Linked DNA regions of Homo sapiens: region 1 is linked to region 2. Evidence: chromatin loops called from intact Hi-C (ENCODE). Cell type or tissue: PC-3. All regions are shown on one strand. Links, peaks and the distances in the headings refer to the core of each region. The heading gives the core; the rest is flanking DNA.

Region 1 (17,624 bases), core at 7,323-9,822, 110 kb before region 2:
ATGAAAACTAAAGTTCAAATTCTCCAGGTTCAGCAGACACTCTCAGGGTAAAATCTAACTGCTTGACTTGGCTTACCTAGGTTTTCTCCCTGCTTATTTTTCTAGCCTAAAAAAAAAATTTTCTACCAGCTCATCTATATACTTAAGAAGCAGCAGTTTTTTTAGAAAAATATATTTTTAGTTAGGATATTTAGTCACTTTTAAAAAGAAGGTTGGTCTGAGTACCTCATTCACCATTTTATCAGAATTCTGAAATACAGTATTTCCATAATAATTATTTTTTAAATATTCTGCCATTTTAGGTTTTGTTTTATTTCTAGGTTGTAAGGGATTTGTTTTTCATTGGATTATTCTGCCAGTTATCATTCGACTGCAATACAGAAAACCACAGTTCAGTGTTGCCTTAAACTCATGTGAGGACTGGGCCGCCTTGCCCGGGACAAAGCCCCTCCCCATCACTTCCCTGGGCTGTGCTGGAGATGTGGGCGTGCAGCCACTTTTCCTCATGTCTTTCATTTTGTAGTCACAAGGTGGCTGCCCCCTCCAGGTGTCACATTTGCTTTCCAAGCAGGAAGAAACCAAAAGTGGAGAGAGCATTAAGGGCTAGCCCTGCATCAAGAACGCAAAAGCTTTCCAGAAGTTTCTTACTGGTCAGAATTGTGTCAGATGGCGGCCCAGCTGCAACTGTTGCCACCCAAATAAAACAGAGGTTCCACCAAAAAGGCCAGCAGAAAAAATGACTATGGAGAGGTCCTGAGTAGCATCTACCACAGCTGCTCACTTCCAGCTTCCACAGCACTGTCTTCAGCCAACACCCGAACTGTTTCTACATTCAGAATGTTTCTTCTTTGTGGCCTGACATTTGATCCATCAATACAAATGTATTTTATGTACCTTATAATTATTATTTGGTCTTCTATATTTTTGCTTTTTTTCATTTATTTGGTACAGCATAAGCTAACAAAGATACATTAAAGTTTACTTGTTTTGTTGAGTTTCCCATATGACTTTTTTCACATTCGGTGCCTTAATGTTCATGATTAATCTTCATTACAAATTGTAAACTTTTTTCATAATATAGTATTTATCTTTGCTTCACGTTTTTTGCTTATCGTTAAAACTTGCTAGATACTAATTTTACAATTCTATTGTATTTTTATTTGCATTTCCTGCGCACATCACCACCCTTTCTGTTGCAGTTATGTCTCGTCGTTTGCATCTATTTATTCCTCAGATCTCTCCATCTTCTCTCCTTGCCCAAGCTCAATGTTCTTTTAATTTCTTATTATAATATTTTGTAATATTTGCATCCTACTCTGTAATCATACTCTCCATGGTCATAAAACCTCATGTTTCATTTCAGTGAATTCAATGTTACCACTAGTCTTTTTCTTTTTTTCTTTCTTCCATCCTCCCTCCCTTTTCCTTTCTCTTCCCTCCTTCCCCTCTTCTCTCCTCCCTTCCCTCCTTCATTCTTTTCCTTCTTCTTTACCCTCTTCCTGTTACTCCTTCTCCTCCTTCACCTTAACATATCTCTTCATCTTCTGTTTGTCTACAGTTTGTTCTCTCATACTTTTGGCTTTTTTTTTTTTTCTGGCAGGGCTATTGAGAGTATATACTCTGGAGAGTATTCAGAGTATAAACGCCTCAAGAGACAGGTCTGTTTTTTGTATACTTGGATAGCAGGAAGGTTGCATATAAACATTTTTAGTTGTACTTCCATCCTCTAAGAATTTTGTAAATACTATTCCACTTTCTTCCACATTTGAGTGCTATAAAGGTCTGAGGCTAACCAGCCTTGTTCTCCTTAAGGAAAATTTGATTCTTCCCTGTGTGCCATAGAAATATTTCTGCTAGTTTTAGTAAAATATGTTAGAGTAGTTTTGTTCTGAATTTGTTTTATCTGGAGCATGTCGCCTTTCCATGTGTGGACTCTGATCTTTTAAGAAATTTTCAAAAATTTAAAATCAGCATTTAAGATTTTTACCTTGCATGATTTTTTCCTTCTCTTTTCCAGGTAGGATTGTGATTATATGAGATATCCCAGATCTGCCTTAACTACCAATGCTTTCTACTATAACCCTTTGCAATGCGCTTCTTTTTCTGCTGCATTTTGTCCAGTCTTTCCAACTTGCTCCTTATATCCCAGCATGTATTTTAGCCAGGTATGTTTTTTTAACTTCTTATAATAACTTTCTAATTTCTGTAATGATTATTTCTCATTTAATTTCTTTGTTTCTTTATCTCTACTTAAAGGCCCTATGTTTCTCCTTGAGTCCTTATCTCAGAAAGATCACATTTTCATTAATATGTTTGAATCCACAGAGAACTATGTGTTCATATATTTCTTAGTCTTTAAGGCACCATTTTTTCCTGAGATATCTATCTATACACACATACACATATATTGTGCATACATACACATATACACATATATATACCTATATACACACACGCATACCTATTATATATATATATATATATATATATCCTTTACTTTTCGTATTCTAATTCTCTATTCATGATAGGAGTAAGTTTGCATAGGTCTCATGCCTTTTAATGAATATTTATCTTTGAATGAATCATCTACTTGCAGGATCGTGTTGGAGAGGGGAAGCAGATTGAGCCTCAAGAGTTGGAACTCTAAACCTCAGTTCATCACCTCTGAGCTCTTTCTCAACAACTCACTCCACCAGAGACCTGGCCCTTCTGTGGCCCACATGTCTCAGGCTTTAGATCAACTTTATTTTCAGCTCTCAAGACCATTAGGTGCACTTCCCTTCCATCCATTTACACCAATCATCGTCTTTTTTCAGAGATGCTAACTCTATACAGCTCCTCATTCATTTCCGCTGTACCTTCCATTTCATAAAATCGAATGGAGGACAGAAATCTAAAAGCCAAGAGGCTCCCAAAGCTTGTCCATCAGTGTTTCCCACCTGCCCTGGAGAACTCCTTCCTCTACCCACTGTGCTCAGAGTTCACGGAGATGCAACAACCTCCCCCAGTGTTCTTCCTCGCCCTGAACGTTACTCAGTCATTGGTACTTCTACCCTCCAAGAGTTTTTAATGTGGTAGGGAAATGTTTTTTGGCAAAATAGCAAATGATAAAAAGGATACAGAAATCATATGATTAGAAATGGGCAGAAATTATCAAAATAGTAACAATGGTTATTATTTCTTGAATAGCAGAATTATAGATGATTGTCATTTTTTAAAATGTCCTGCAATAGCTACATAATAACTTGTATAACCAGAAAAATATGATGCATTAAAAAAGACGGGCCTCTTATGTCAGCAAGTTCTAGGGAGACACAGACATTATCATCAAATCCATGACTGGCTCTTCCTCCAGCTCTTGAGTGGACGTGCTCTGCTTCCACAGCCCTAATTGAATGAATGGGGTGCAAAGCTGAAATCCGATCACTTTAGAACTCTTCCAGAAAGCTAGGAAATGTTGCATATGAAATACCTGGAGCTTTCTGGGAAGTGGAAGGAGTTCATGCCATCATTATAAGAAACATTTCTGACCTTCTCATATACATTGTTCTATCCCTAGCAAATCTGCTTTTTACATATTTAAACCTCTAGAATGAATTTACCTCATTAAGCAGAAGCAGGGCAAATGAACAAGGGATGTAATTCCAGAGAACAGAACTCACAGCTGGCAGGGCTAGCACAGCCTCCTCTCAAGGTCCTGGGCCCATCTCTCCTTGCTTTGTATCACTTTGTCTTTATAAAGGAATCAAAAGAGCCCTAGTCCATCACTAATGCAGAAACACAAGCACAATGCTGAGGGTGGAATACTCACAGAGAAACGACCAGATAGAGGTTGGAAAACAAAAGCAGCCAATGTGACTAGCATCCCTTCAAAAGTAAGTCCTCGTACACTTTCTGTATCCTAAGAAAGCAGACACATAAGCTGAAAGAAATTGGGACAATTCGAGAACTAAACTAAATGTACAAATATTTAAACATGGTCTTAAACTTACCTAACATGTCACTGTCTTCATACAAAACACACACACACACACACACATATATATACTCACATAAAATCTATAGAAATACAGGATTTTGCTCAAAATAAGAAGGAGTTCTTTAACAAGTAGAAATTCTGTAAATGATATGGACTGGCTGATGCTAGGGAGAGTTAGGGAAGGTAACTGGAATGCCGCTTTAGTTCCCAGAGGTGAGTCTGCAGTATGTAATTCTTCCGAGTACAATCTGCCTTATCTATGTGATAATACATCTTTAAACATTAGACTCAGTAATTTTAACTGCAATAAACCCAACCCACCCATGTTTTGCCCTTCAACACAAACCACTAAATTCCAGAACATGGCCAAAGGCACAGATCATCTCTAAATTAGCTCTAAAAAATTTTTAGAAGGCTTAATTGTAAACAAAGAAGAGAGTGAACATTTTCAGATGACTGTAGATGGCTAAGATTTCAACTGTTGGATCACTTCCTGAATTTTCTGTGCAAAACATCAAGTTTTAAAATAAGAACTACTGTTTATGGATGCAAAAAATACCCCAACTTTCCAAATGCACCTCATGTCATTAGATTAATTTGCTATGCACCTCAGGCAATTATGTTAGTGGCAAAGCTATTCTTCCAGACCTCGTCCCCAAGCAGGCACTATAATTAGAGAAAGCCTACATCCCAACAGACAAAACCTCTGCAGACTGGAAGGCAGAGCCCATTACGTTTACCCCAAGCACCTCTGACTCTCTCTGTGTGCCGAGGACGAGGTAAATGTGCATTGTGAAAATTAACACAGCCAGAAAGGAAGCATCCCACAGCGCGAATCAATACTCAGCAAAGGATAATGGGATTCCTGCTCAGGCAGCTGTGTCCTGCCCCTCCCATTAGCACCTGTCAGTAAGAGCAGTCAGGGCCAGGCGATGGGCACCTGCCTCCCAGCTCAATCCTGACGACGATCATTAGCTCCAGCCGGCACAGAGGCACCCCACGCTGCCAAATAGTGTCCTTTTCTCCTTAAATGCGAACAAACAATGACTTCTCCTCTAATAGCTGGCACAGATCTTGTTAATCTTTCTTGTTTCACTTCTGTTTTGCCCTTAGCACAGTGTGTAGGAAGAGATCGACTTGAAGGCAGAAATTAGGTTATTCAAGTTAATTTCAGGACATGCTCTACTCAGAGGCTTAGAACCATCTAGGCTGGCCTGCCTCACCTAGAGGTAATCACAGGATGGAAATAATACTCTATCGATCATGTGACCTGGTAAATAATCAATATCTACCCTTTGGACTTTTGTTACTACCACTTGCGAAAAGAAAAGACTGAACGATTTCACATGGCTAAAAATCTCCCCCTGCCTTCTTTTTCCCTTCCTATTACTTACTCCTTCCTTCCTTCCTTCCTTCCTTCCTTCCTTCCTTCCTTCCTTCCTTCCTTCTTTCTTTCCTTCCTTCCTTCTTTCTTTCCTTCCTTCCTCCCACCATCCTCCTCCCTCCTCTCCCCTTCCTCCCTCCCTCCCTCCCTTCTTTCCTTCCTTCCTCTCTTTCTCCCTTTCTATCTTTTTTCCCCTCCATCCTCCTTCCAAAGTAGAAGTGAATAGTCATTGAAAGGAAAACTGGACATATAAAATATCGTTAACACTTACCCCTGGGAAGGGGTATTTTTAAGTGCTTCTCTTAACAGCTGAAGTTCTGAGTGTGTGTGTGTGTGTGTGTTTGTGTGTGTGTGTGCGCGCGCGCAAGTCTCTGGAGGACCCAAAAGTGGAGTAGGGGCCCAGGCCAGGCACCCTTCACTTGCCCTGTAGGTCAAGCTGTTTCCAAATGCTCTATGGTAAGGGGCCAGGAGTGCTAACATCTTCCAGAAATTCATAATGAGCTGTGACTTTTACCCTGGTATATAATATCCTATCCAAAAGAATTGCAAAGAGACTTCTAAACTAAATTGGAGGTCTTTTTTGCTTTTGTCTTTTTCTGTAGGCCTGATTTTCTTCTTAACATTACCTGTATATGGACTTATGATCCAGCCACAGCCTATTCTTAGGACAAGCCAGTTGGTTCAATTGGGAGGAAATCAGCAAAACTTCAGAAAGTATTGCATAATATTTATTTAATCCTTCTTCCCATCATGTATTCACTCCTCCAATCATTCACAAGTATCGATTGAGCACCTGCTTAGGGCCAGATGCTTGTGTCTCATAGTTAAGTTGGGGGAGTCGACTTAGGTAAAAGAAGGGAAGGGCATGAAAGGGAAGGTGTTTTCACTAAGTCTGGTAATTTCTAAAGAACTCTGGAGACCAGAGACTAAAAACCCTCAAATTCACTGACAAACAGTATGAATAAACTCCTGGTCCCATTCTTTTTGCAATGAAAGGTTTGCCACTGGAATATCTAAAAAAAAAAAAAAAAAAAATTCTTATAAAAAAGCAATACACATTTATTCTAGAAAGTATAGATAAGAAAATGAAAAAATATTTAAGTTGTCTATAATCATCATACCAAACTTTTGGTATTTCTCTTCTGTGTGTGTGCATTTTTCTCTTGTCCATATAGTTTGAAACATTTGATATTATATCAAACCACATTTTGACATACAAAACAGCAATTTCATATGGCTTAACCTCATATTGCTGATAAATTTATAGACATGGAAACATAGTGTACATATTTGTATCCTGATTTTTTCATTGAACCAAATAGCATGAATTCTTCTGACATTAAACATTTTTAAAGCTTAAAAGTAAACAAATTAAAGGAAACAATTTTCAATGGTTCGCCATTTTGCATTTTATGAATGTAAAATAAATGCTTAATTATAGCAAACTACTTAAAGAAAAATTTTCTGCTTTTTTGCATTTTCATATTGTTGTGAAAAACTTCCACATCTCAAGCTTCTTCCAGTCATGTCTTTGATGCTTTGAAGTCAAATATGAAAGATGTGTACTTCAAGGCAAGAGCAAACATGACCACTTAGCATTTTGTAAATTAAGCTCGATTTTTGAATAATGCTTGTAAATCAAAGACTGTTAGTATGTGCACTTGACCCTGATCTCCCACAGAATTAGTTTTTGCAATCAACAGCTTGTGCTGCCTAAATATTTACCTTCTGCCATCACTAAGCTATATGCTGCAATATATTTGTTGAAATATTCTTCCAGTTTTAATAATGTCCTTTCACTTAGGGACACCTATAACTGCAAGAGACTCGATACTGGTCCCCAGCACCTCCACTGAACATGTAAACTAAAAGACCCCTTCCAGCTGCCTGAATTGGGTGATGCCCTCATGATTAAGACTAGAAAAGGAGATGGGGGTCACACAAAGTCAAAAAATGAGAAAAACATTCATTTAAAAAGCACACTGGGGGATCATTCACTTGAAAATTGGAAAGAGCAAATACTTCCATTTTATTAAGGCAAAAGCTTCAGTGGGTTACCGTGGGGGAAATTCTGCAAACTGAATGCATCCCAGCTTTTCCCAGGAAATCTTACATGGAGATGAATCACCCACCGTCCATATGCTTTGCCATATTTCACCAAGCACATGACAGAATGCAACTTAGAAAACCCCCACGAATGTCATGCCAGTGCTCAGCCAGCCCTATCCATTTTGAAAATGGTGGAAGTGGGGATTCTGAAGGTGGATTTTATGTACTTGCAATGATGTGCTTTAAAATGCATAAAAATAAAATAAAATTCTTTCAAGAAATTTTAATTCCAAGAAACTACAGAGAATAAAGATTCTTCAAAAACGGTTTTGCCTTAGATAGCTCCCTAGTTTCACATTTGAATTGAAAAGTGTTTATTTGCTGAGCTAAATTCACCCTATACATTGCCATCCATGAAGGAATTTTAGCCAAATAGCCTGAAACGTCTGCAGCAGGTAATCTCGGTTTCCTTACACTCTGAAAGTTGCGCTCCTAATTTTCCATGTTCCATGGAACACACGTTTCCTTTAAAAACTTTTGAGTCTGCTTTGGGTGCTGGTTCTATGTCTCATCCAGAAGTGGGAGGCAGAAGTCAGCTGTTTGTAAATAGAAGGCAGCAACTGAGAAGGGATTATAATAATTTTCACTTTGATAGTATGTAACACTTGAAATTTCAGGGAGCTTTGCAAACTTGTAAGTATTATTTTCCTCATTTCTATTAGGAAGAAAACTGGGGCACAACTCACCCAAGACAATAAGTTAGTTAAAGTCAATAGTAGAAGTGGTAAGTGCAGGATCTCCTTTGCAAGCCATTGAATCATGCTCACTGTAAGTCACACCAAGTCGAGAGATGACATCATCAGGGCCGAACCCTGTCAGAACCGCACATATATAAAGCCCTTGCAACCACATGGAAATCACTGCTCATCCTGGGAAAAGTCTTTTGTTGTCCAAGAGATGACTGATCACATATTCACAGCTGGAGATTAAACAGATCCAAAGATGTAGTGGTGGCCACCTTTTGCCATCATTCCAAAAAGAGTAATGAACGGGGGTACCAGGAACCCAGCCTCCACATGTCCAGATGCTTCTCCTACTCACCCTCTCTGAGTGCTCAATACTATTTTTTTTAATGTCAAGTGCTATTTATTTTGACATTTTAAAAATGTCCCCAAAAGATAAATCAGTGTCTTTAAAGATGAATAATCCTGATAGTAAATTTACAGCTTTGAAAGTCAACACATATCCACATATCCCTCCCTTCACCATGCTGGCAGGTTTTGAAGCCTCTTGCAGGAACTAGAAGTAGCCCTTGTCCTCTTGACCAAGATTGACCAGACATTGAGGCAATGTTTTAATACATTAGCCAAAGCCTAAACTAGCACTCACATGGAAGCCTTTTTTATTTCTAGGACTAACAAAGATCATACAAATAAACACATATAGTCAGATGCACATTGTAGAAAATCAATACATGCAGAATCCATTTTCTGTTTTTCAACCAATGTATCAAATTAAATACAAAGCCAATTGTTCCATAAGATAATTTAATCCCTTGGGCCAAACTCTACCTGCCGTCTGTTTTGTTTAAAACTAAATAAAGTTTTATTGACACCCAGCCATACCCATCCATTCACAGATTGTTTGTGGGCTGCTTTTGTGCTACAACAATGTGGTTGAGTTGTTAACACAGAAAATTTGTGGCCCACAAAGGCTACAATTTACTTTCTAACCCTTTACAGAAACATTTTGACAACTGGCTTAATCTATAAGATGAGTTAGCCATAAAAGATCCTATAAAATAATACGGAGAAAATAGTCCCATCTTTAGAGCAGATTCGGGGGAGGCAGCCTGGTTAAAAATGCCCTCCCTGATCCTGGCTGTCATCCGTGTACCTCCTCACCTACATCTATGATCCCTGAATTGGCCATGAGGGAAGCACCCCTTATTCACAGCTTCCTCACTTAAGCACATATGGTCTTGGCAATGGGTGCAGAAGGAGAAACCCAAGGTCATCTGATCAGTCTCCTGTACTATGGAGGAATCGCATCCTCCATATCCATGCTCTGTAGTCACGGAAACTCGGCTGGAGTCCTGGAGCAACGCCTCCCACAGCACAGTGCGTCTTCTCTCATTCCTGCACAACGGAATTGTGAGTGATTCCTCAATGCTGGGCAGAAACTCACTTCCCTGTCACTTCATCAGTGCAGCAAAATATTGGAATGCAACCAACATGACTCCTTGGACGTGTCCCCAGCCCTGTCCCCTCTTCACCAGGCTACGAAGCTACATTCCCCTACCTGTGGCTTACAGGCCACCACCCTGACACTTGGCACTCCTGGCCACCTCTTCCAGCCACAATCCACGGGCCTTTTCTGCATTGCCACACCAGCTCTGTGTCTCCTGGTTTTTTCTGTTAGCATCTAAGCACTGCCACATCTTCCCCTGAAGTGAAATATTGAAGAAGGAAGAACCCCAGAAGCTGAGGCATGTAGCTTTGTTGCTGCTTTAACTTGCCACACTTCCTCATTGTCACATCTCACTTTGACCCCATCTTTCCTTGCTAAGGAAGGATGGTGTTTCATGGTTCAGTGCAAAGAGTACTAGACAAGAGTCCCAAAGATTCAAGGTCTAGTCTAGTCTCTGGCACTGTCTGAGTTTTATAAATTCAGGGAAATTGTCTAATCTATGTGGGCTACTGCTTCCTCATCTATAAAATTTCCTCAAGACTAATTCAGCAGCACTCCCATTCTGCTCAGAGCTAGATAATAAGCTGTGCTGACACATGAGGCATTCACAGTGGCACAGTTGCTCAGAGTGACAGTCATCCCTTGGTAGAAAATGTTTTAATATAAAAACTTAATAGATGTAATGGCAATTTTCTTTGGGAATAAATTGGTCTCTGAATCATACTCTAAAAACAAACAAAAAAAATTCCTAATGCAGAAAGGACTGTGGTCATTCCTCTTTCTCAAACCCAAATAACACTCTGAGAATCCAGCACATTATTTGATCCTTTTCTCTTAAAAAAAAAGTGCATACATTTTCTGCAGACTGAGAGGGCATGGGGGATAAGACGCAGGTGGATTTCAGATAATCAAAGTCACCCTGCATCTCCTATTAAGCAGCTTGAACTTTATCCTGAAGGCTATGGGACCCCCATTAAAGCTGTTAACACAGGACAGTGACATTATCATATTTCCACTTTAAGAATTTAGAAGATAGTCACGATTATAGAGAATGACTTGGGAGTGCAGGAGTGGTGTGCAGGGTGGAGGCTGGGGTGGAACAGAGGGTGGGCAAGTGGTAAGGCAGAGGGAATGAGGCCTGAGAGAAGGGTAGTAGTTGTTGAGGTCATTACTGTTCAGGGTGAGGTCCAGGAACAAGAAGCAGCCCTTAGGAGCTTGCCAGATTGCAGAATCTCAAGCCCCACACAGATCTTCGAAGTCAGGATCCACATTTGAACATGACGCCCAAGGGATTTGCACTTCCTTGAGGAAAAAAGTGCTGGACTAGGTTTTGGTTATCGGGCCTTAGAGATGCTGTATTAGTTTGTTCTCACACTGCTATAAAGAACTACCTGAGACTGGGTAATTTATAAAGAAAAGAGGTTTAATTGACTCACAGTTCTGCATGGCTGGGGAGGCCTCAGGAAACTTACAATCACGGCTGAAGCTAAAGGGGAAGCAAGGCACATCTTCACAAGGCAGCAGGAGAGAGAGAGAGTGAAGGGGAAAGTGCCACACTTTTAAACCATCAGATCTCAGGAGAGCTCATTCACTATCACAAGAACAGCAAGGGGGAAATCCGACCCCCGTGATCCAATCACCTCCCACCCGGTCTCTCCCCTGACACATGGGGATTACAGGTCAACATGAGATCTGGGTGGACACACAGAGCTAAACCATATCAGATGCTAAGGGCAGAACCAAAACTATGGCAGTGCAAATGGAAAAGCAACAATGAATTTTTTAAGAGTTGTGTATGAGGAAGAATTGACCAAACTTGATGACATTGAAGGTAAGAAATAAAATAGAAGAAAAATTGGGGACATATGCAAGATTCTAGCTTAGAATACTGGAAAGTGGCACTGCCATTTGTCTGAAATGAAGAACATAAGGACAGGGGCTGGGCATGGTGGCTCATGCCTGTAATCCCAGCACTTTGGGAGGCTGAGACAGGAGGATCACTTGAACCTGGGAGGTAGAGGTTGCAGTGAGTGGATGTTGTACCACTGCACTCCAGCCTGGGCCACAGAGCAAGACTCCATCTCAAACAAAAAAGGAATATAAAGAGAGGAACAAACTTAAAGATATTATCAAGTTCCTTTTGTGTGTTAAGGTGAAATGCCTATAACACTTTACTGGAGTTATGTCCAATGAGCATTTGAAAATATAGGTTTATAGTTCAGCCAATGGCTTTAGTAAAAATAAAGATTTGGAATTCAAGATATACTTGAAGCTGGAAAAAAAATGATGATGTCGCCCAGGAAGAACATATAAGTAAGTAGAGAAGATAAGATGAGAGAAGAAAATGAAGAAGAGAAGAGAAAGATATGAGTACAAATCCTAAAATAACTGCCAGTTCAGGGAAAAAGAGATGAAGTTGAGTCTGTCAATGATTCCCAGCAGAGAATTATACTTGACCTCAGAACCATTCATTGACCTCGGATACCCATTTGTCCTTTTACTAGCTACCAAACTCCCTTGTCTTAGCTCAGCACATAGCTGCTCACTCAACACTGTTAGGTGCTTCAGAAGCCAAGGAGGATGAGGAGTGACAGCCTCCTAGTTTGGAAATTAGAGAAACAGTGGTTACTTTAATGAGAGCAGGTACAGGGAGGTGGCAGAGTAGTAGCCAATGTGAATGGAAAGTGGGAAAGAGAAGATGATACATGTCCATTGTGCAGGCTTTTGCAAGAAAGGAAATGAGAGAAGAGGGTTGTCCTCCAAGGAGGAGTCTTGTTAAAAGGATTTTGTTTTGTTTTATTGTTTTAAGGATGGTGTACATTTAAGTGTGCTGACAGGCTGAGATCAAGAATCCAGGGAAAAGCCAGAGGTGGGAATCTGAAGATACAGAACAGATGTAGGGGGCAAAGCAAGAACTCAGAGAATGGGAGGTCAGGGGGTCGAGAGACATGCCTGTGTCTTGGACAAGAGGTGAACCCACAGTGGCTATGTGGACTTCAATCACCAAGGCTCGTTATGAACTATAAAGCAGGTTAATGTAGCTGAAAGGCAGCCCCCAGTGCAGCCGAGGTACTTGTGCCATTGGCCAAAGGGCCAACGACAAACTAACGTTTCAAGTGGCAGTTGAGTGCTCAGGTCCACTGAATAACATTCCAGAGAATCCCTTGCCTTCCCTCGATGTTCTGCCTCCTGGAACCTCAATCTCAAGCCATTCAGGAATGCCTGAGAAACCTCGAAGCTGGCTTTAAAAAAGCTATGTATCTATTTGCAAAAATCACCTTTGCCATTTAACTAGACTTTAGCTCTAACTTATAAACCAGCCCAATGTTTTCATACCTGTATTTGTACAAGATGTAGAGAAAACGTCACATTTCATAAAGAGTGAAAAGCATGGAAATCAGGAGAGCAATTAAACTGCCAGATCAGGAAGCACTTTCTGGTGTTGACACTGACTCTGTTTACAATAGCACTCGTTCAGTAAACCCTCAATGATTCCTACAGAAAACAAAATCAAGAAATTACTTTGTCAGAATGTGCAAATTTAACCTCCAGGGATTTGGGGAGGGGGTGGTGGGAGCAGTTCGGTAATTACAAGTCGCATGGAGGTACTTCATTCTTGGCAGTGATGGGGAAGCGCAAATTGAAAAGTATGTAGTGACAGTTGGTGGCAGAAATCCTAGAGAAAACTAAGCCTGCCAGGTACCAATCCGTGCATGACAAGATCATCGCAAATGCTTGGATGACTCATATTTTCCCCTTACAGTTGCATGCTGGTTCTACGATATGTGATTTTTGAGATTTGATGATTATACCTGGTGTCACACATGGTCTCAGGAGACACCACAATCTTTTTTCTGCTTCCTTCTCTCGGGTCAAAAACCCAGCAGGGTGAAAAATATTCAAAATGTTGTGGAGGTTAGACATCATTTTGGGGTTTTTGAGAGCTAAAGTTAGTTAAACTCTTCTGATTTTGAAATTAACAAGGAGAAATAAAGCAAACAAACAAACAATCATGGCACGGGCTAAGCATCGCATTAGCAACAAACATTGACTATGCACCCTTATTCTAAGTAAGGGGAAGGGCTGAGTGATTCCACCCATCATTTCTTCCTTCTTGCATCCCATAAATAGTTAGAAGACACTATGCTGCCTTGCTAGGGCTGCTACAACAACGTCCCACAGACCGGGTGCTTAACAACAGAAATGCACCATCTCATGGTCTGGAGGCCAAAAGTCCAAGATCAAGGTGTGGGCAGGGTTGGTTCCCTCTCAGGCTGTGAAGGAGACTCTGTCCTGGGCCTCTCCCCCAGCCCCGGTGCTTCGCTGGCCGCCATCAGTGTTCCTGGGCTTATAGAAGCATCATCCGGATCTCAGCCTTCATGTTTACATGGCCCCCTCCTGTGTGTATGCCTGTATTCAAATTTCCCCTTTTTAGAAGGACACTAGTCATCCTGGATTGGGGCCACTCTAATGCCCTTACCTTAACTTGGTGTAAATATCTTATATCCAAATAAGGTCATATTCTAAGGTGCCAGGGTTTAGGACTCTAACATATCTGTTTTTCTTTTTCTTGTTATTTCATTTTTTTTTTTTTTTTGGTGGGATGTGCGGAGGGGCCACATTCCAACTGACAGCAGGCACTTACTTTGAACTTGGCCCTATCCTAGGTGACAGGTGGGCAGTGGTCAACAAAGGAGAGACAGCGCTTGTCCTCATAGAGTTCAGAATCGGGAGGAAGGACCAGTCAGTCTATTAACAGGCACTTAGCAAATAGTGACTTCATGACAGTTACAGGGAATGCTAGGAGGGAAAACCCGCGGGTGCTAGGAAAATGTGCAATGGAGGGATGCACGCAGTCGTGGGGCCAGGATCTGCTCCCCAGGAAACGGCGCTGAGAGGAGGACAGTGTCGCCAGGCTAGGAGGGTGAGGGCGTCAGCGGAGAGAACGGCCTGCGTGGGGGCTGGTGGGCGGAGCGGGTGGATCTTGGCAAACGGCAGGAATGGAAACGGCTGGAGCATATGTCTCAGTGACATCGCCACGGAAATGAGAAAGAGAACCTGCCATTCTCACTGACTGCTCTCTTATCTCCCCACAGGGTACTGTTCTGTGGGCTCCTCTCACGCACTCCCTTCCTCCCCTCTTTTTATAACATTTGGAAGCTTTTCATTTTGTGTTTCCTTATTTTTCAGGAATACATTCATGAACTACCCAAGGCCAATGCCCTGTTTGTATAAGGCATGTTCCCCATACCTGGTTTCTGGCTACCACCTTATAAGAAGCAAGCTGTGACAGCTCACAGCCCCCAGCCCCCTTTGCTGAATTGGGTACTTCTTCACTACGTTCTAGCAACTTCTATGGCATCCTCATTAAAAGCCCAGATTCTGGATTCAGGCTGCCTGGGTGGGAACTCTGTCGCAGTGAATTGCTCCGAGTCTCCCCTTCCTCAGCTGTAGAACAGGCATGGGGAGAGTTCAGCACTCCGAATACCCTGCTCCCCAATTTGTTATGAAGATCAAATGAATGAGTCCAGGTAACGGACTTGGAACATTTCCTGGCATAGAATAAGCAGACAATAAGCATTAGACATGACAACACTCAATGTAGGTCCTGCCACCTTTAAATGCTCTTTCACATGATTTTAAGTTTCTTAGGGACCTTTTTACCCAGTGCCTAACGAATCACGTGGATATAGTACATGCACAGTCAATACTCATTGAGTGAACGAATACAAGAATGAAGCATGTATTGAAGCAGTGCCTGAAAACGACAGATTCTAATTCCTGCTTCAAATTAGAAATGGCTTAAGAGAAAAGATTAAGGTCCTTTCTAACTTTAAGAATCTTTTCTTTAAAGAATTACTACATTCATATTCTATGAATTTATGGATTCATAGCTTGTTTATTATTTGTGAGCTACTTTGTGAATTATTAATTGTGAGCTGATTTGTGAATTATTTGTGAGCTAATTTGTGAATTGTTATTTGTGAGCTGACTCACAAATAATCTGACAAATGAAGAGACCACAGTTACAAAAAAAAAAAAAACCACTTCGTGCTTGTTTTATTTAAAGTGTTTTGAGGCAATAACTATAGGTTCATATTTTAAAATATATAAATCACCATAAAATGTCAGGGGACATCCTGAAAGCTCCCTATTAAGAGGGTCTCTGTGTCAGTAAGGTAGGCTGTAAGTCCATTCAATCAAATGAAGTATGAGTGTGTTCAACACAACATGTCAGTTGTTGTGGATACTAAAGGTCTTCAGGCAGTACTCGTGATGCATCATCATGCAGTAAGTGTCAGCTTTTACACTTAATTCTCACATAATCATGGGAGGGAAATGTTATCATCACATTATATGGAAGTAGAAAAATGCAGAAGCTGTTTCAAAGCCAAGTTTCTCTTCAGGGACTTTCAAATAGCCTTTCTGGTTTTATCCTAGAAATATGCTTCTTAAACTCCATTTCGAGTTTGGTTCACAAAGGCATACAACAAGTTTATTGTGTGTGTGTTTATTGATACATCATAATTGTACATATTTACAGGGTACATATGGTACTTTGATACACACACACAATGTGCAATGATCGAATCAGGGTAATTAACATATCCATCACCTTGAACATTTATCATTTATGTGTGTTAGAAACATTTCAAATCTTTTATTCTACCTATTAGGAAATATACAATATATTGTGGCTAGGCATAGTGACTCATGCCTGTAATCCCAGCACTTTGGGAGGCCAAGGCAGGTGGAACAGTTGAGGTCGGGAGTTTGAGACCAGCCTGGCCAATATGGTGAGAAACCCTGTCTCTACTAAAAAGACAAAATTAGCCAGGCTTCGTGGCATGCCTATAATCCTAGTTACTCAGGAGGCTGAGGCAGGATAAACTCTTGATCCTGGGAGGCAGAGATTGCAGTGAGCCAAAATCGTGCCACTGCACTCCAACCTGGGCAACAGAGCGAGACTCCATCTCAAATAATAATAATCATTATATATATATATATATATATATATATATATAAACACACACACACACAATATTGTTAACTCTATTCACCTGACTGTGCTATTGAACACTAGAACTTATTCTTTCTGACTAACTCTATGTTCATACCCACTAACAAACCTGTCTTCATCCCCCCTACACTTCTCAGCCTCTATCATTTTACTCTCTGCTTCCATGAAATCAACTTTTTTAGCTCCCACCTATGAATGAGAACATGCAATATCCCTGTGCCTGACTTATTTCACTTAATATGATAACCTTCAGTTCCATCCATGTCGCTGCAAATGGGATAAGATTTAGTACTATTCTTAGAGCTGAATAGTATTTTAATATGTATATTTACCATATTTTCTTTATCCATTTATTCACTGATGCTATACAATAAAACTCAAACTTGTTTTGTCCTCAAAGCCAGGGTAGACATTGAGGAAAGGAGAAAATGTAATTAAACATGGCACTTGGTGTCCTCTAGTGGCTCAAGAATGTTGGCTCCAGGAGTGGGAAAACCCAGTGGCTGGAGAGTAGAGGAGAGCCACTCACGCTGCAGGGCATGGTGTTTGAGCAAGGACAGCTCCTCCTCACACGGGGTCATCCTGGCTGCCTCTCACATAGGAGATGGTGAGAATGGGTATGCCAGCCACCTTTCCAGATATTGCTGAACTATATCAGCATGTGCTGCCATCAAAGAATCAGCAAAGGTAACTGACTAAACCCAAAGGGAGAAAGGTTGATGACTTTGATTTATTCAGGCAGAAACATTGAAAAATGATCAACTTGTACACTCCAATAAAGGTAAAGAGAGACAAATAACTGAGGCTTGGGACAGTGTTTTCAAATGTTTTTCAGCTGAACCTGAGTATCATTATTGTAAAAATCACAGAATCATCTGTGAATGATGAAGTTCAGAGATGTCCTCATCACACATCAGATAATAGACATCAGAGTCAAAAAAAAAAAAAAAAAGTTCAAATAATCTAATGTGCCAGAATTCCATCCTACAGTTCAGGTCTCA
Region 2 (11,440 bases), core at 731-3,230:
TAACAGCCTCCTAAAAGAGGATATCAGGAAAAGCAAGTCGCTAAATAGAAGAAAATAAAAGAAAAGGAACTCGTCAGTCAAACTGCATCCTGCCTAGCAGGGAATCCACACACTCAGGGAATCTCAGATCCCAGGACTTCAGACTGAGATGGACTCGGTGTCTCTGGCCAATGAGAACCAAAGTCCTTCACACATCATGCTCCCTGAGACAAGAAAACGTAGGTATGCTTTAGGGGAAGAACAAAAACAGACAAGGGCAGTGGGAGTTTTGATTAGCATAATCTTTACAAATCCTTGCTTTGGAATTCCAGCTTGGCCACCTACTACATCATTTGGGCAAGTTTCTTAACCTCCCAGAACCTCAGTGTCCTCATCTGTAAAATGGCAATTATGAGAACGCTACCTACTTCATCACAGTGGCGTAAAGACTTACTAAGATAATTCCCGTTAAGTGCTTAGCACGTCGCCCTCCAAGCAGTCTGTTATTTTTCTGATGTGTCAATGTCACCATTCACCTGCTGTGCAGTTTTGAGCAGATGATGAACGCATGTGTCCTCCAGGAGCTCCTTCTGCGACATCCCCTAGGCAGCCCGACATGACTCAGCAACACGGTGCTAGGGCCAGATCCCTGGCTAGACACCGAGGTGTGGGGCCCTCGTCTCTGACCTGCCATTGAGCCACAGTGTGAAGCCTAAGCAAAGCCATTTCTCTAGGGACCTTGGCTTAGTTTTCTGGTAAAATACAAGTTTCATTCTAGGTGTTCTCTCAGCTATCTTCTAGGATGTTTTGGAGTCTGTGCTTTCATACAAACACAGGCTCATGCTGGAGCAGGGATGGCCATGGACATCCTTAACTCTCCTAAGAGCCACCCACGGCCTCCCAAGTCACCTCATCAGTTGTCCTCACAGGGAGCCACCCTCTGGGAGTATTTATATCCCTCTACTTTGATTACAGCTGATTAGTAAATTTACAATGTGTTTGAATTTCACTAGACTTACATTTCACAACAGAGAGCAAGGTTTAGTCAACACTTTCATTTGCTAAGGGCAACCATCCAGGCTTAATAAGGCTTTCCCTAAACAGACACCTTCTTTACAAACTTCTAGGAAGCCAAGTGTTAAACAAAAGTCTAACTTGAGACTTTTCTCTTGATTCCTATTATGGGCATTTGCAGTTTGCTTTGCAATTGCATTACCAAGTGCACACTTGCGCACATGCCTGGAAACGTGCACACACGCACAATGGAGCAACGTCCCAGTGTGACGGTTCCTGCTGGCCAAGAACAGCACTGGGTATTTGCATGGGCAAAGACTTTAACAGCGTGAACAGGATTTTCTGAACAAGTCTGGAAATAAAATACCTACCAGCTTTCAGAGTAAATTACCAAAAAAGCAAAGGAGAAAAACAGTTCTTCCAAAAGACAGTCATCTAACCTCCTTACTCCCTGTGCACAAATTACCAGGCTTCCCAGAATCCAATCTTAGGTGAGATGAGGAACAATGGAAGGTATTTACAAGTTTAAAAAATATCAAATTTTTGCTTCTGGACTCCCATGCTATGATGTCACTACCTTGTTGCACTGGTCTGAGAAAAAGAATTATATCTCTATGGGCCTCAGTTTCCCTGTATGTGAAATGAGAGTTTCAATTAAGCACTATCTCAGATCCTTTCTGCCTTCAAAATCATGGGAAATCTCTGTAACAGATTTTTTAACCCATGAGAGGCCTTAGGGTCACTATGAGTATCTGATAAACAGGTGGGCCTTCCCTCCAGAAATATAGACAAAGGCTCATAAACACAGAGAAGTTTACACAGAATGTGAAAGAGGATTCAGAGAACCCCTGAAGCCTGTCCCGGAGGATGGGTTTAAAACTCTCAACTCTGGAGGAGATGTTGAAAGACAATTTCTCCAAAAGAGAGGGAGAAGATACAGTAGCTAGGGAAGTCTGGAAATCTGAATTTTTAATTTAGAAATAGATATTGTGGTTTTGTTGTGAGCTTTGAAAAATTGAGCCATGATTCTGTATAACGCCTCTAAGACAAAGATAAGATGTTAAAGCAGGTTCGTGACCATGGTCAGCTATGGAAGCGGTACACAAGGCCAGTTAGCAGGGTGGAGTCAGGTTCTGAGAGATGAGGTGGTATGGGAATGTCTGGGGCTGTGGGTAATAAGTTGAGCTTTTTCCCAGATGTTCTCTCCATGTTCCAGAGAAGGTAGAAAGCTGGCTACCGACCAAATCTGATTTTGACATTCCTGTAAGATAGTGCCAAGCACTCAGATCTCATCAGCCCCGTGTCAGAGGCAGCAAGGCACCACACCATGGTTGGATAACCCCACATTCAATCCATTTTACTGAAAGCAGCACAAATAAACTAAGAATCAGAGCACTCAATGACTCATATCAGAGGTATGAATTGAAAGTCAACACTTGTATATAATCTAACTGAAGGAGAGTTTATAGCGCAGAATTCTCTCTGTTGGAAAGAAAAACTCCAAATGCGTGTGTGTGTATATGTGTGCACACTCACTATCTTACACAGCACTGCTCATTCTAAGAAAATGAGAAAGGAGAAGAGAAAGCAACTCAAAACTTTTGTTTGATTTAGAAACAAAATTAAATAATAATTGTCAAAGGTATCGCTGGAATAATGATATTAAAAGAGTGATTCATTCTGGTATATTTCCAGAGACAATGTTTACCAGGAACTCCCTACTCCCTCTGTACCCATCACTCAGCATGATATGTTTGCCCTGGCTTCAATTCTCTTTTTCAAAGGAACATTTTGGAGTGTGCAGCTACCTGTACCTCTCTGTTTAGTGATGATGCCACTCAGCGCTGTGTGTCAATTTAATACATGGGAACCTTCATCCCCTACTAGACTGTAGTAATATGTTTACAGGCCAAGGCCCTACACTCCTTGTTGGTGTAGCCCCGCAACACCTAGTGCGATGATTGGCATATAAGTGTAGCCCCACAACACCTAGTGCGATGATTGGCACAGAGGTGATCGTAAGTGTTGGTAAATTACATTAAAAGTTCGCTCTGGGTCAGGCGCGGTGGCTCACACCTGTAATTCCAGCACTTTGGGAGGCGAATCACCTGGGGTCAGGAGTTCGAGACCAGCCTGGCCAACATGGCGAAACCCTGTCTCTACTGAAAGTACAAAAATTAGCTGGGTGTGGTGGCAGGCACCTGTAATCTCAGCTACTCAGGAGGCTGAGGCAGGAGAATTGCTTGAACCCAGGAGGCAGAGGTTGTAGTGAGCCGAGAACTGAAAGTAAGGTAGTGGCGAAAACCCTGGTTGTGAGGCAAGGCACTGAGTCCTCATTTTGCCGCTCACTAGTTGCTTTAACTTCGAAACTTCTTTTAACTTCCACCAGCCTCAGCTTCCTTAATAAAATCAAGAGTCTGGATCAAGTGTGAAATCCAAGTCCAATTTGGTTTTATCTTCTATGTGGGATTGTTACCCAAGGACTCAGCTTCAGAAGTGACTCACCTGAGCTCCTGCCCATCCAAGTAATTGGAGTTTAAAGACACAGGCAACCCTTCAGGCTTACGTGCTGGCTCTGGGCCTTGTCGGTGCGTGGGTGGATGTATGGAGGCTGGCTTCCCTGTTTCCAAGTGCCTTCTGATTTACATGGAGCCTGAAACCTATTCTGGAGGCTATCTGCATTTTAAAGGCCTTTTTAAATGGTCTTGTCTGAGGATTGCATTTGAAACTTGCACTAAAGGCCCACGTTGCCTTAGAAGAACCTGCGCTTATCAAAGCTCACAGGTAGTGAAATGGCCTTTATTTGGGGAAGCCTTTAGAATCCATTACAGTCATTGGAACGTAGGCTCTGGGGGGGGCTCTGGGTGGAGAAGCAGCTCCACTTTCCTGAGACCACTTGAATGTTGCCAACAAGTGAAAAGAACGGTAGAAAGAAGGGAGAGAAAGGAAGGGACACAGGTGGTCAACCTCCGGAGGTCTGTTCCTCCCTCTCGACCGAGTGATCCCAAAGGATCTCCCAGAAGCCAAAGCAAGAAGCTTTGGTGGGAAATCAGGCAGCACGGTCATGGAAAGGCGGCCTGCAGACTCAGGGTGCATCTCCTGCCGACCTCAGGGCCCTGCTGTCTGGCTCTTCTGCCTCAGGGCGACTTCTCAGTTCTCTCTCCTCCTGGGCGGGGTCTTCCCTGACCCCTCCTCTACCCCCCACATACCATGCCCTTCCCTGCCACCAGGCCTGGCTCTCCTGAATGCCTGTCTTGTCTGCATTGCTGCGTTCACCTCATTGCAAGATGATGATCTGTGTACATTCGCATCTCCCCTATTGGAATGAAGTTTCTTTGAGGCTAAAAGTTGGTGTCTGTATTTTCTGTACTTAGCACACAGTTGGCACACAACACGAGTTCAACAAAAGACTAACTGAATGAGTGAACAAATGAATGAGCAAAACTGGGAAGGTGGGGATGACCCAGGAATACATTTATCCAATAAACTCTTACTGAGGGCCAACTCTGTTGCTAGACTGAGGGGACAGTGGGACTCACAGGGTGGCGGGAAGACAGGGATGTTCTCAAGCTTTGCCTCCTCTCAAGAGGCAGGCACCCTTCTAGAACTTACTGGAGTGCATTGCAATTCTGAGTTCTGTGTCTATGTCTTTGGTCCCCCAGCTAAATGACCCAGCATGGAAACAAGGCAGCAAGTGCTGATGAGGGTCACTTCTGGTCCACCGGGTCATGCTTTGGAAGGTCCTGTCCTGTAAATGATCAGCTTCCCCTGGGAAAGAGCTGAGAAGCTGACAAGACTGGTGACCCGGGAGAAGGCAGCAGTGTTCTAAAAAGGAAAGCTGTGATCTGTGTCAGGCCAGACCCTCTAGGACAGCCAACAAGATCCGGCATGCTCAGTGTGCAGAGGGAACAGGACATTGACACAGCTGCAGAGACGGCCAGAGTGTGAAGGAAGAAGCTGCAGCAGGAACCTAGGAGGTGGGGAGGCCCGGCAGGGGACTGAAGCCCCGGCCAGGGCCAGGGCAGGATGTCTGTGCCTGATCTGCTCTGTCTTGTTCCAGCCTCCTGGGACAACTTACCACGTCTGAGGTCAGGCCTATGACAGTACAGTGGGATAGAGTCTGAAGTTAGCACATCAGAGCCCTGACAATCCTTTCTTTCACCCTAACACCCAGAACACAAGGGGTCTTGAGTATTTCACACTGTAAAGCATATGTGTCCACATATACATAGATTTTGAAACTGGACTGCTTGTGTTCAATTCTGGCTCTGTCAATTACTAGCTATGAGACCTTGGGCAGATTACTTAACCTCTCTGTATCTCAGTTTCCTCACATGAAAATGGGATAATCATAGTATCTACCTAACAGAATTGTCAGGATTACAAGAGGTAATATATGCAAGTCACTTTGAATAAGCCCTGGCACATAGTCAGTGCTATATATGTTGTTGCTATCACAATTGTTAATATTATTTATATATTAACATATAGTTATAGAAAGGGGGGCATATGCATTCTGATTTTATAGTGCTGTATATTAAATGCTGACAGGGAGAGAACAGTCACCTGGTTAACATGGCTATGTTAAAAGAGGGGGACTTTTACTCCATCTGAAACCAAGTGGCAGAGAGCGTGTGGTGGCAATGGGGTGGGGGTGGCTGGGTATGTCTGCATTCCCTGGATAGAAATTTATAGCGAAATGGGTGGCAATCATTTCTGGTTGTTAGATTACTTATCTGACACAGGGCTAACAACTAAGAGTTGCTGAGAAAGGCAGATGTAGTTTAGAGCAGAAGGGCACGGGATCCCACTCCTGAGTCCTGCAGTAAAGTGGCTGTGTGTGGCCTGGTCAAGCTGCCCACTGTGGCTGGGACTAGGGTTCCTCCTTTAAAATACAAGGGGACTTAAACTAGAAGCGGCGTGGAGAATGACTAGCACCCCAGCTCAGCACCCTGGTGGCTTCCCATAATTTACTCCTCCAACTTCTCGGCAGCTCCGAGACACAGGCAAGTGGACTGAGCAGCTTAACTTTACAGATGGCGGCAAAAGCGTGGCTCTCATGGGAGGGGGTGACCTATCCTTGAGCTCAGATCTCTTGACCTCTGGGGTCTAAAAAATTACCAAGACAAGCCTGGGGGAGTGGGCCCCAGAGAAGGAGGGTGACCCACAAGTAAACAGGAGAAGTGGGGTGTCTTTCTAACTAACCCTCTTATCAACGTTCCGAGTATTTGCCCTCAAATGGTTAACCAAAGTGACACCCAAGGCAGAAACGGGCCTGGAAAGGTCCCTGATGCACAGAGGCTGGTGTGGCGGGAGGGTGTGTGGGAGGAGGGGAGGAAGTGGCACTCTGGTGGCTTTGTGCAATTATTTTCCAAGACTAACAGGATGCTGTTTTCTTCAAACAAATCTGATGTCCTTGTGCCCTATTGCCCTTGATTTAGATCAGTTTCAAAGACAACTTCCCCCAAGGTGATCCAGGCACGTGATGCTCCTTTTAAATTGTCCTTCAGAATGCGTTTGAAGTATTGGTCCTTGCTAGTGGGTACATTTTCCTTGGCCCAGCTAACTATCAGGTCGTTTTCAAAGTAGTTTCTTTCAAAAGTAGCCCCTTTGAAGTAGTTTCTCAGTAGACATTTTGGCATCAAACTGTACAGACATTTATGTAAAACATCACATCAGCCACCAGGCTGCTTCAGAGGCCGAAAGCAGCTCAGGGTTTATCATGATCTAAGTGTCCTAGCCAGTAAGTGAGAGAGGGCTCCCAAAAAGGCAGAACAGAGACAAAGGTCGAAAAGCAAAGCCATCTCACTCCCTCGGTCACTTGCCCACTCATTTCAAAGAGGCATAAGGAGCCCCAAATCCACGCTACCTCTATTCTAGAGATGAATGAGGCACAGTTCCTGCCATCAAGAACTCTGCAGAAGGAAAGGAAAGGCTGACACCAGCCACAGTGTTGAGAGGGAAGTGCAGGACAGGTTAGGAGGCTCCGGAGGGCAGAGAGGCTATTGGCTGAGGCTAGAGGAGGCTTCTGGGATGGATCCTGGAAGGATAAATGGGGTTCCTCCATGTGCTCTATCTCTAGAATGCAGTGGCTTATCCAGAGGTGTGCTCAGTTGAAAAAAATAAAACTTGATTTTCAATGTTTGCCAATTTCCTTGTTGTAAACACTCCCACCTAAGAATAGCAAATTTTAAGTTACCAATGGAGACCAACGTGACTTCACTGAACGCAGAGTTGGGAAGAGACAGGCAGTGGCCACCGTGATATAGTATGTCACCCTACAGACAGGAGGGGCATAGAATACCTTCAGGAAAATAGATCATAGCAAAATCATTAGGAAGTGATGAATCTGAGTATTTATCACCTTTGTTTTTGCTACCGTTTTGTTGTAAATTTTTAAAATTTAATGTTTAATAATGGCTGTGTTTAATAACCAGCTTCCCAGGTTCCTCAAAGTGTAATAATCAGCTCTCACAAACTGACACAAGCCAGCTCGCACACTCCGGGCTATTTCTTCACTCACCTCTACAGCTGTGGTTTGAGCTACCATCGCATCTGCAGGAATGCGACTCTATCCTTCTGCTCGGTCTCCCTGCCTCAAAAGCAGTGGCTACTCCTCCCATTGTACCCTGCTTCCAACCCATTCTCCACAGGGTAGCTGTGGGAATCTTTCTAAAAGGCAAATGTGACCCCACCATTCCCCTGATTGAACCCTGTGATGGTTCTCTGTGTTTTTTCATTCTCCCCGTGGTGTGGACCCCTGCCCATGCCCTGAGTCCTCCCAGCCCCACCTCCTGCTCTCTACATTCACAGGACCCCAGGACTCCCCTGCCCCAGATGTCTGGAAGTCCCTTCTCTCATTCTTTATGAGAGGCAAGCTCCTGCCTGTCCTTTCAGATCTTCACTTAGATTTGACTTCCCCTGGGAGATACTGGTTGGCCCCTGAGATCAGAGGTGGTGCCTCCTCTGTGTGCTGGTGGGGTCCTGGGCTCTAGCCACAGAAGCACCTGTCAGCTACATGTTGGTGAGATGGTTTTATGGCACCTGGCTCAGCGCGGGCCCTGATGCAGACAGTCCAGGTGTGACCCCTGGCTCTGCCATTCACTGGCTTTGTGTCCTCTGAAAAGCCACGTCACACCCCTAAGCCTCTTTCTTTCCCTGTAGAATGAGGACAGCAGCAGCCTCTCCCTCCTCCCTCGGAGGGTTATTTTGAGCCTTGAATGATTTCATGTGGATTGAGTGCCTTGAACATGGGTGTATTGTCAGTGTTAAATACGAGTTAACTAATACCTGTTTTGTCTCCTGTGTTTGCCCCATGCCTGATCCCCATGCCGGTGGAGGCTGTTTCCATCTTTTGTCTGTGGTCTCCATAAATGCAGCCAGTGTTGAACACCCAGTAGAGGATCAGGCACTGCTGAAATGGAAAATTCAGAGAATGAGTGGCCCATGGAAGGCAGAAGACGTGGGCCCGCCTGCTGAGGGAGAGCAGGTGAGGAGGCCAGAAACCTATTCCTCACAGTTTTGGAGGTTGGAAGTCCAAAGTCAAAGTCCAGCAGGTTTGGTTTCTGGTGACGGCCACCCGCTGGCTATGTCTCCACATGGCCAGAAATGTGCACCTAAACTGAGAGGCAGGGAGCTCTCTGCTATCTCTTCTTGTAAAGACACAAATCCGATTAAGTCAAGGCCCCACCCTTATGACTCATTTAACCTTAATTACTTCCTTAGAGGCCCCATCTCCAAATACAGCCACACAGGCGGTTAGGGCTTTAGCATAGGAATTGCAGAGACACAGACATTCAGTCCATAGCAACCCTCCTGCCCTAGACCCCCTGGCTCTGTATACAGAGAGAACAACACTGTCCTCCCCACATTCTCTGGTGTGAAGAGGTGAAAGGGAAAATCATTTCATCAGCACTCCACCTAAGCCAGCTGCTCTAGCCACGGCTGCTAATGACCAGCTAAGCGTGTCCATTGCTTCTGGAGCCTGAGAATTTGGTTTTTTTGTTTTTTTTTTAACAGGGGACCTTATTAGCTGCTAACTGCTGAGATGAGAAATTGTGGTCAGACCATTCAGGTGCTCAGCCTTTCAGCTGAAGTCCCCTCCCAGGGGCCTGCCTCTGCCTCTGCATACTCAGAATTTTCCAGCCAGTTCAGTTTCTGTCAAGTAATTATTTACAAATTAGATTCCCAGGGAATACATGATAAGAGAATGTAAGCATGGCACCCTTAAATCACAACAAACTATTGCTCAATAAAAGACAAACCATTAATCCAATAGCCAATGCTAGAAAACTCAGGGACCTGCCACAGTACCAGCCCACAACTGAGGCATTTATCACCACTTAGTCTTCCTGAGTACAGCTGAGAATTTATACAGGGACAGTGACAGATAGAGGCTCTCTAGTCTAGGGCATCAGTACACAATACTTTTTTTCAAATCATTTTCTCAATTCAAAATACCTGAGCACTCTATAAAATATGGGAATTATTTATCTGTGGTTTCATTAAAGCTATCATAATTGCTTGTTTTAAAGCATGTACTATTGCTAGGAATAGGTTACGTATTATGACATATCCTGCAAAATATCTTCAAATAGCCAGTCCCTCTGCCTCCCTAGAACATGGCATATGTTATTCAATGTTACGGATGTTCCACTGGAAAGACTACATTTACCACCCTCTCTCTGGCTGGGTGTGGCCATCTGAGCTCTGGCAAAGGCTGTGCAAGATGAAATGTATATGTGGGGGTGAAATGGCAAGGCGGGGGCTGCCTCATGAAAGCAGAAGGGAAGGGAGTGGCACTCTTTTCCCTCTTCCTCTTTTCTGCTCTCTGAAATATGGATGTGATATCTAGAACACCCACAAATATCTTGACCATGAGATAACCTTGAGATATAAGCAAGCCATGAGCTAAGATAGTTGAAGAATAAGACAGGAGGGGCCTGAGTAGGGGTGACCATGCCACGGTCACCCAGCCATCCACAGCTTCACAGAGAGAGTGAACTAGCCTTTGTGTCATCAGAGCCTGTGTTCGTGAGGTGTTCTGTGATGTGCACCCGCACCTGATCCTCAGTGCTGCCATGCCCATGTCACGCTAGGGTCCATAGCGGGCACATTCATCTGAAACCCGGAGCTCATTCACAGACAGTGCATTTGTGATTCTTTCACTGATTCACTCACAAATTATTTGCTGAAGCTCTGTTTGCTAAGCTTCCAAAAGCCAATTCTGTCCCCTAAAGTTTCCAATCTAGTTCAGACATAAAATCAGCCATTATGTGGTTAAGAGATAAGGCAAGACGCCTCAAGCAGGACGACTCTCCTGTGCTAGAATTGTACCAGGGTCAAAATATTGGAATTGGATATGGCTAGTCTTTTTCTTTTTGAAGGTCTTCAGGATAGAAATTTGGGAGAGAGGTGGCCAACAGGGCAATGCGTGTGCGTGTGTGTGTGTGCATACCTGTGCTCTTGTGCATGTGAGGATGTTGGAAGATGGAGAAGGAAAGATAGAGAAACAGAAGAAAAGCATGGGACGCTGCAGATAAATGCAACCAAATTAACATTTCCTCCCAAAGTACCATGATTCTTAACATTTACATCTAAGCACTAACTTATCTGCACTTAAGGGTTGTGAAAACTCTAGCCTCCATAGCAAAAAATTTAGTATAATAGCTCAACTCCATATAATTTTATTATTTCCAATAAAAACAAAATGTTAAGTATATAACTAAATAGAATTGAGTTTTTATGTTTATGTAAGACTCTTCGCATCATTAGACTCACCCATCTATAAACTGCATTTTCTACCATGGCCCCAAGTATAAAAAGGATGATATGATTACCATAATCTCAAGACATCTACACAATCCTGGGAAAAACCCAAACAACTATGAATCTCCCAGTGGGGGAAAGGTCATTTTGATATTTCTCTGATGTTACTTATTACTAAACTCACAAATTTCAAATTATAGTCATATTATTTGAAATTATAAATATGATCTGCCTAGAATAAGCCCCACTAACATGTGAGCACAGCTCGGAGGTAGAATCAGCCACATCATGTACTTTACACTGAAAATTCCACTCTTTTTCAAGAGTGTGTTAATGGCCTCTGCCTGCAAGTGTGGGCCCATGTGCTTTTTTCCAAAAACCAAAATGACAATAATTAAACCAGGCAGCTGCTGCCCCTAGCAATATGACAACCTCTCCCTGCTCCCTGGAATTTGCTGGAATCACCCTACTTGAGCTCATCCCGTTCGAATTAGCTGCTCTCTCCCTGTGCCCTGGCGATCTGGGTGAGTTTCCCATCTATTAGCTGAATTATTCAGATGTTTTCCCACAATGGCCCTAGCAGTCCTCATATAACTAGTTTCTAAATCAACAGTGAATTACATTATTGACAATCTGAGCAGATTAATTAAGAAATCTGTCAGGAATGACACGATGAGAG

What was found. A loop is a pair of places that touch in the nucleus more often than their neighbours do. Peaks named below come from ENCODE experiments on the same cell type or tissue, not always from the same donor. Only the 100,000 strongest peaks of a DNase experiment are listed, where the experiment ranks them.
Region 1: it touches region 2 in a loop (3-fold over the local background); 3 of 110 quality-filtered maps call a loop at or near these places.

The regions. Positions count from the first base shown.
Region 1 is chr2:8,189,009-8,206,632 of GRCh38, forward strand. The region is part of intron 7 of LINC00299 (long intergenic non-protein coding RNA 299); the gene reads right to left. Among named protein-coding and RNA genes, the nearest start is that of LINC00299, 130 kb to the right of the region's middle. RefSeq lists enhancers at 204-704, 4,563-5,138. In PC-3, for the core only: no CTCF peak of the experiment used is centred there; no DNase peak of the experiment used is centred there.
Region 2 is chr2:8,304,443-8,315,882 of GRCh38, forward strand. All of the region lies in intron 2 of LINC00299 (long intergenic non-protein coding RNA 299), which reads right to left. Among named protein-coding and RNA genes, the nearest start is that of LINC00299, 18 kb to the right of the region's middle. RefSeq lists an enhancer at 4,995-5,134. In PC-3, for the core only: no CTCF peak of the experiment used is centred there; DNase peaks (open chromatin) are centred at 2,269 and 2,749; H3K4me3 peaks cover 1,556 bases; H3K27ac peaks cover 2,116 bases.